2 separate regions of the Mus musculus genome follow, and region 2 is linked to region 1. The links are chromatin loops, found by intact Hi-C in ENCODE. Cell type or tissue: left cerebral cortex. All regions are shown on one strand. Each heading gives the region's core, and the rest is flanking DNA. Links, peaks and the distances in the headings are about the cores only.

What was found. Hi-C counts contacts between places; a loop is a spot of excess contacts. Peaks named below come from ENCODE experiments on the same cell type or tissue, not always from the same donor. Only the 100,000 strongest peaks of a DNase experiment are listed, where the experiment ranks them.
Region 2: it touches region 1 in a loop (3-fold over the local background); 6 of 42 quality-filtered maps call a loop at or near these places.

Annotation. Positions count from the first base shown.
Region 1 is chr1:143,914,366-143,918,762 of GRCm38, forward strand. No RefSeq gene overlaps it. Among named protein-coding and RNA genes, the nearest start is that of Gm41964, 22 kb to the right of the region's middle. In left cerebral cortex, for the core only: no CTCF peak of the experiment used is centred there; DNase peaks (open chromatin) are centred at 2,433, 2,647 and 3,432; H3K27ac peaks cover 1,902 bases.
Region 2 is chr1:143,828,269-143,832,665 of GRCm38, forward strand. No RefSeq gene overlaps it. Among named protein-coding and RNA genes, the nearest start is that of Uchl5, 53 kb to the left of the region's middle. In left cerebral cortex, for the core only: no CTCF peak of the experiment used is centred there; DNase peaks (open chromatin) are centred at 2,605 and 3,030; H3K27ac peaks cover 1,358 bases.

The DNA.
Region 1 (4,397 bases), core at 132-4,131:
GGTTAGGAAATTACTTTGTTGGCCTTCAAGTCTTTGTAACTATATTCTTTGTTTTGCAAATTAATAGCTGGCTTATTTTCACTCAGCATTTCCCTTCTCAATTGGCATATAAACTGACATACAGTTGCAGCAAGGCAAATCTGCTTCATATTAGAGATGAGTGTCCATCATTTTTGCCAAGCAGAGAGGGAGAAGCTTAGTGATTACATAGTTCTGCTCAAACTAAGCATGCCTGGAAACTGTGCAGAGATACACAGAAGAACGTATGATATCTCCTGTTCTCATTTCACTTTGGGTATTACAGTTTGCCATTTGTCATCAACATTGACTTTTTATCTCATTGCAGCAAAGCTTAACAGCATCTAATTTTATCTGACTTAATGGTGGTTGCATGGCTTCTTTTCAGCAAGATTCTAATTTTCCTTTCATTTTATCATCCTGATTTTTATTTCAACTTTGCTTTTAAAGCATGTACACTGTGTTGACCTTTGGGTGGTCTTACTTTCAATACTATGAGGTCACTACACCATCACCAAAGTAACACCAATAAGCTTTTTTAGCTCACTTCCTAGCATAGAGGTTTTTTTGAATTGTTTTGTTTGTTTGTTTTGTAAAGACTTCAAAAGCAATCTTTAAAGAAATGTCAGATCAGCCAATTAAATCTCTGCCAGCAAGATCTCTTAACCCAATGTCCTTTCTTTTACTTTTATTTTATTACTCATGGAAAGAAAATTTGCTTAGCTTTGTCTTAACCTTGTATTTTGCGCATCACTTAATACTTATTGAATTTCTTCCCACTGGATGAATAGTTCTATTCTTTTGAAATAAGTGGCAATTCTTTGTACTCAGTGATTGAAATAAAAAAAAAAAGAAGTAATCCATTTACCAGATGTGCTTTGAAAATCTCATTTCTTTATAGAGATTGACTTAGTATTTCAGTTAATGTGATTCTCTTTGGACAATATGATTAGCTAAAAAAGAAAGGGTAACTACTTTCACATAATGTAATTGCTTCTCCAGGTGAGATTTGTGAATTTACCTATAGTACCTCAAACCAAACCTTTATTTATAGTTCAGTGGGTTTCTCTGATTACAGAAGAACATACTTTATGTTTTACTGTGGCAAGATAAGGCATAAAATCCTGTCCATTTTACTTTTTATATTAAATCCTAGTACACAGAGTGGGTTTATATGTAGCAAAGTAACTTTTCAGTTTCAAGTGAAAGTGTTCACTGGTTTATTAAGACATGGTCACATGTTGGGTATTTTTCTCATTAAGATTATAATCTCCTGAGACTGTATACTCTTCTGGATATCATGTAGGAACTATGTTTTTTCTCTTTTGTGTGAAAAGAGGATAAATGTTAAAAACAACAAGATTTAATTTAACAAAAGTCTAAAAACCCATAAACAACTCGATTGATTTGTCAAGTCAAAGGAATGCTGTATAGAACATTATAAAAAATCTTTCAGTGTTTTTTTCCAAACACAAATCCATTACTTTCTTTCTTTTTTATGAGTTTTTATTAGATTTGTTTATTTACATTTCAAATGTTATCCCCTTTCCTCGGAAAATCTCCTAACACCTCCCCCTTCCCCTGCTCACCAACCCGCCCCACCCACTCCCTCTTCCTGGCCCTGGCATTCCCCTTTACTGGGGCATAGAACCTTCACAGGACCAAGGGCCTCTCTTCCCATTGATGATCAACTAGGCCATCCTCTGCTACATATGCAGCTAGAGCCATGAGTCCCTTTGGTTGGTGGTTTAGTCCCAAGGAGCTCTGGGGATACTGGTTAGTTCATATTTTAGTTCCTCTGGGAGGGTTGCAAACCCCTTCAGCTCCTTGGGTACGTTCTCTAACTCCTTCATTGGGAACCCTGTGCTCAGTCCAATGGTTGGCTGTCAGCATCCAACTCTGTATTTGTCAGGCACTGGCAGAGCCTCTCAGGAGCATTACTTTCTTTTTGTTGGAAACTGTAGCTCTGTCAGGTGCACAGCTGTAGTTATAACTGTTTGTCTTCTAATGTTTCTTGAGATGAGTAACAGAATATATACATATAAAGGGTATTGAGTTTCAGTCTCAGGGTCCATTAGGGAGTGACAGTCAGTTGAGAACTGAACTGCTATTTGACTGTATCCAAAATTATTCTAATCTCTGAGTGTTTCAAAAGAGAACTTAACATTTTACAGTGATTTACAAGTTTTACTGTAGTCTTTCTTTTAGCTAGTTAACACATCTCTGCAGACGAGTTTGCAGTCCTTTCCCTCTGCAATTCGTATAGTTCACACGGAACTTGACTTCTGCTTTTTTGGCTGTCTAACTTCTCCTCTTTTAGATCATACGATGATAAACAGCACTTCCTCTGAGAGCATTCTCAGTCTGCCTGGGTCTGGGTTAGTTTCCGGACTGGCGAGACCGAGCTGTGGCCTGCTCCCTGCAGCAGCCTGTAGTGTGACCGTCTCCACAGCACAATTTTAGTGAGGCCTGGCTTCATCTCTGTCTTTTCATGTCTTTCCTCACCTGTTCAGCAAATGTGCAATGGGCATCTCTGCTTGTCTCTAATAGGCTCTGCTACCTTAGCCGTCAACTGTTGAAACCTTCCCTAGCTTGGGGAGCTTGACGTGAGGAATACTAGACAGGAGATATTCTTCCACAGTATACTGGGTGATGACTCTCTTTTACTGTCTTGTTAGGAAGAGGAACTAGCTCCCCTTTTATTTACATGTTCCTTCACCAGGCTGGACAGGCAGATAGTTTTTCTTGTTGGAAAAAAATGTCAGTACCATATCCTTTAGCCTTGGTAGAGATCATTTTTCCTCAACTGTTGCCAACTTCCTCCCCCCTCCATTAAATTTTAGCACCACAAGCATACTGCGTTTCTGTGGATTGCCTTTGAAGATCCATGGATCACTGTGTCTTTTCTTTACAACCCAAGAATACGTTTTTGGTCTTTTTGGGTCTGTTGCTCGGTGTTTGGTTGTGCTGATGTTGCAATTACTATCAAGTGTCAGTGGCCAGGAAATGGGGGAGATCCACAGAGGGGCATTTGACTTTTTCAACCTTTCCTAGCTTCTCCCAGTTAGAGAAAAAGACGGTATGACGCATTCCAGTTTCTCTGGGAGATGGTCTTGTATATCTATAAGGGCCTCAAGTGTCCTGTCTGTCTGTCTGTCTGTCTCTCTTTTTCTCTCTCTCCCCTCCCTCCCTCCCTTTTCTGCCTGCCTGTCTTCCTTTCTTTTACCCAAAAGGGAGGTGTGCTGTGGTTTCTAGAGGCAGGATCCAGGTCTGAGCTCTTCCAAATTTGGCAAAAGCTCCTGGCACGTTTTTCCCCCTGAGCTCTCTTGTTTAGTTCCCTGAGCTGTTTGGGGACATCTGCAGCTGAAGAACAATCTTCTCTCCTGGGGGTGGAGAAAGGGCCACGTGACTTCTCCCTTCTCGTGTCTCGTGGCACACTGGGTGTTTGTAGCCAAACTATCCTGGGCTCTGGAGAATCTCACAACGCAAACAGCTTGCCTTTTGAGGCTTGGGCATATGTTCTAGGCAGTCTGAAGCCTGCTTGCATGAGTTCTGTGACTCCCTCCACTCTGCCAAGACCAGCTGGCTGTTATTAGTTCTGTATCTTTTGTTCTCCCCAGCTCAGTCTAAATACAATTTCATAAATATTGACTGGGGTGATTTATACTGAACTTCATGAGATTGAACTACAGATGAGCAGGTGAAATGTTGGGCAATTTTAAATAGCTTGTTTAAGGTTGCCCAGTTTGAGAAATAGGGTAACTTCAGAATCTGAACCCAGTTTTTTTTCTGACTCACCTGCATTATGTTACCCTCATCTTCCAAACTGGGTGACAAAGCACGTTGCTTACGGACATTTCTCTCACGCAGTGCTTTGTATGCTTGGGTATGGAGAGAAGCTGTGTAGGCTGGCAATGAGGATGCACCAGTCTCAGCCCCATAGTGGTGTTGTTCAGAACACTGAAGCACCCTTTGAGACTTGGCAGATCTCGAATTATAACCTAACTTCTTTATGGTACTTTTGGTAGAAGGTCTCAGAAAGGCCAGATGTAGAAAGCAGGGCGCCATCATCTTTGAAGATTCTACGTACTGTGCTTGTATTGTGGTAGTTTATCCAGTCTGCTTTGTCAACTACTGGTGCCCTTTACTCGAGGTCATTATACATGCTAGTTGTGTTTCATTTGAGGAACTAAGTATATTAGGAAAGAGGGCTCATTTCAGGCCGAGGCTTGACTAAGATAGCCGAAAACAGAGGAGTTCCTCAAACCTCAGATTACAAAATAAAAAAAAAAATAGAAATAACAAAAAGTGTCACCTTCAAAAACTAAACAAAAAATGCATTTCTTTTTTTTTTTTCCATTTTTTATTAGGTATTTAAC
Region 2 (4,397 bases), core at 306-4,305, 86 kb before region 1:
AAGATATTTCAAAGTAGACAGCAGGCATTTGCAATTAAAAACTCAGTATAGTGTGTCAATATTTCCCCTTTGATATTCTTTGTATTCCATGATATCCTTCATGCTATATTTAGAAATAATAGCATGAATTCTCTGCAAATTTGATAGATGATAGTTTTTTTCTAAAACTAAATAACCTATCTTAATTTGCCCATGTTTACTTGATCAATATCAGTCAACATGGAAAAAACTTTCAGTCCTTAAATCTCAAAGTCCTTAAATTTGACATCACAGGCCTGGTTCCAGTTTCTCCTGTCTTGTGAAGATGATATCTACACTTTTAATTTGGTTTTGTTCTCTTACTGATAGGAAGTTCTTGGATGATATAACTTAGAAACAAACTGAATCTGAATTTGTGTGTATGTGATCTGTAAACATAAGGCTTACTTGGATTTTCCCTCACTCTTCAATTGAATTCTGAAGCTTTAGAAATTGCTATCATCAGAGTAACTATTAGATGCCAATTAACCAGTTTGAGGGAGACCTATATCTTTTGTGTTAACTATATATTTCCTTAAATTTATTCTTAAGTTATTTAATGACTCTTTTACTCAGTCTTCCTATGAGGTAAGCTCCTTTGGAACAGAGATTGAAATTTCCAGTTGTAAGAGCAATAAAGTAAAACTACTATGTGCAAATGTTGATTCCTGCTTGCTGTCAGCATGGGAGCGGACAATTGCCTGAACTGTTTAGGTCTTGGATTCCTCACTTGTAAAATAAAGGTATTAACTGGATGATGTCCAAATTCACTGACTTTGATCTTTTCAACTATCTGTCGTTAATCTTTTTTATTTCTTTTACATATTTTACTAGTTTAGTATTCAAGGAATAGAAATAAGGGTTGGTGTGAGATACCTAAACATACAGTCTGAGGAAAACATAGCTGTACAGGATCCAAAGGACTTCTAGAAGTCAGCTAGGCCAGTCCTTTATGCTGTATTGAAGTGAAGATTCAAAGACAGTGAAAAACTCCATCAAAGCCAGAGAAAGAGGCAGGGAGAGAAAGGGATAGGAAAAGGCAGAGGAAGAGGAAGGGGGAGGGAGTAGAGGGAAGAGGGGGCAGGGGAGGGGGAGAGGGAGAGGGCTGATGCTAGCATAAGGATTGCAACATTCAAAGTAAGACAGTATTTTTACTGTATATTTCCTTTCTTACTTTAAAACTAATGGGTTATCATTATTAAAAAGAAGCTCAGCATTCAACAGTATGGCATGATGACACTTTACATGTTGTGTTCTGTCTCCCTCAACAGCACAGTCTACTCTTACCATTTAAGTTCCAGCAATACACAACACTTATCTTTCTATATGCAGTACAACACTGATACATGCCTATTCATGCTTATTTTCTCTTTTGTTGGCATCACTTTTATTACTTTTCCATTTTTTATTTTTGGTACCTTTCATGGTCTCCCCCCTTTTCTGTGTACATGTTCTCTAGGGTTTTATCCTGGCTTTTAGTGGACTCACTTTTTATGATTAATTTATTCAACCACAATGGGTTGATTGCTGTCTAGAGATGCATCTTTCAAACTCTTGAACTCAGGTTTATTTCATAAAGTCTGGGTTATATAAGATGATCGCTTACTAGCCATCATAGGCATTACATAGACAATCCAGACTCAAAGTGTCATGTACTCAGATTGGCTCAACACTCATTCCTGGGTTTTGCCCATAGTGCTACAGGATAAAAATCAGTTGTGTTTTTTAAATTTTTATTTTAAATTTATTTCATATTGTATATATGTATGTTTGTGTTTTATTTGTGCATATATGTGTGTGTGTTTGTGTGTGTGTGTGTGTGTGTGTGTATGTGTGTGCCTGTGCCTAAGGAGCTCAGAAGATGTTTGAGCCCCTGGAACTGCATGGTTGTGAGCCATTGTGTGGGTGCTGAGAATTGAAGGATATTCCTCAAGAACAACAAGTGCTTTTTCCTCCTGAGCCATCACGTTGGTCCCCAAAAGTCAGTTCTTAAGAGGCCAAGACATCTCCCATGTTATGTCACCCATAGGCTAGGGAAACTGGTGATCTTATTCAGGGCAAGTGTAAAGTCCCAAGAACCAAAGGAGCCAATGTAATTCTTAGTTCATGTAATGTCTGTTATAAGCCTATTGTGGAATGAAGACTGGATTCAGAATACAGAAGCTTTTTTTATTCTGTATTTATTCAGAATCAATTCATCTAATCTTTGTTTTGGCTCATTCAATACAGCTTAACATCTAGGGTATCCCATTAAATCTTTATCAGATTAAAGTGAATGGTTATGTAGCAGAATATCATATTAACAAAAGATTGGAACTGGCTCACTGAGAACTCACTAAATACCTGTGGTACTCAGTCAAGATTCAGCTTAATGCTTGGTTCTTGAAAGGGAAAATTTACATTTCTCTTATATAACACTTAGTTTATCAACTCTGTGCCAATATTTTTGCTGTGCACTGATTATAGGCATGACAAGCAGTAATTGGAGCCACCTTCTCAAAGCAGTGGTTACATAAGAAAGACAGTGCTCAGAAACTCAGAAGGGCAGGATAGCGGCTCTTAAAGAATGGAGGAGGGTGTTGCAACCAGAGTGCTAGCAGGAGGTGTTAATGTAAGCCACAGCACAGATGCTATTGGCAGTGATTTGAAACCATAGAAACAAGTCGGAGCTACTGTTTCTGTTTATATTGAGCTGAGACCTCATGTGTATGAACTGCTCACACCACCAAAAATGGTTGAGAGTTGACCCTGGCTCAAAATAGATTGAGGTACTTTTGTCCTGTCTCCGTGCATCTGTGTATGCTTAATTATTTCACCAGCTCTACAATCAACGTTCTAACGTGACGATGTAGAGAAAGCAACTTTAGTTTTCTTTGCAGTCACAGCGATGTGAACTGTTTCCACTGTTCACCTCCAGTGGAGACCTGGAAAAGAAATAATAACGTGAAGCTGATCTGCATGATGGTTGTTAATATCTTAGCTCTAAACAAAATCCCCCATGACCAAGCATAGGAAATCACCCAGGCCTCTTTGTTTGACTGTAGATGATACACTCAACTCAGAGTGCTTAACAGCAAGATGAAAAACAGCCATCTTTGACACATTGTCTAGGATAAGTGGGTGTTAGGTAGAAATAAAAACCATGACACAATCTTCTGGGCTCTTTAGGAACCTTACTACTAAGGAACCAAAGCTCTTTTTTTTTCTGCTGAGAATTAGTCTTGAAAACATGAAGGTTTGGGAAGATAACAGTGTAGAGAAACTTGTATTTGACAGTATATTATAGACCTGAATAATCAAATTCCCGAAATAAAATGAGGCTAAACAGGATGGGTTTTGAATGTGTAGGAAATTTGTTTTCATTGTTAGAATTGAATAGATTCTTTGGATTTCTGTAACTGGCTTGGCTGTGGATATGGAATTAGGAATGAGAAGGAATCAGATCCTTCCCTTCATTACTTCATGGATCATCACACATTGGTAGCCTAAGGCTCAAGTCAGGGTCTCAGATTTTATTTATTTATGTTCACTTACAGTTTCTGAGAAACTGTATTGAACCCAAATGTTCTTTATTCTGTTACTGGTCTTTCCTACTGAACTCTGACTTCTCCAGTTTGATGTTCTTACAGTTTTCAATCACATTTTCTATCTCATTCCAACATCCATCCTATCCCGAGCTTTTGTCCCCGCCGGCAAGAACACACTCAGGACAACCAGAATCTTCTGCGGCAAAGCTTTTATTGCTTACTTATCAGGAGGGAAGACCCCAAACCGGGAAAATGGCGCTGCTTATATAGACCTCAGAGTGACGTTTCAGCACCTGATGTGGCATGACAGCTCCTGATTCGTTGCTCGCCCATCACCCCATTACTACGCGGCGAGATGGGCAGTGACTAGGCGTGAGTTCACTCTTGCACTTGTGCATAAGGCTTGTTTACTAGTTAGGCGCAGTGGAAGCCAGCACCATCTTATAATGGCGATTGTTCATGGCACGCACTCGATTGCTCGCGGCACAGCTCTCCACATCTCCCCTTTTTATTTTATTAAAATTTGAGGCTGGTCTAGGCCTCTGCAGTCATGTCCATCTGCTGTGGCTCCTGTCTTAGGTCATTCCTCCAATGTCACAGCCTTTCCTGTCATAGGGTAAGGTCGAGTTGATCCTGAGAACAGCTGCTCTCAGGGCCTCAAGGGTCTCATCGAATCTTTCAGACCAATTTCCTGCAAGATACAAAGAAATCTGCCTAGACAGATTAGCAAACATGTAAATATTGATTTTTCCCAAAGGAGGAAATATGGGTGACATCCATTTGCCAGCTCAAAGAACGGGAGCTAATAGTGGAGCAGGACTGATAGCCTAGCCCTTGTAAAGAGTGTGATGA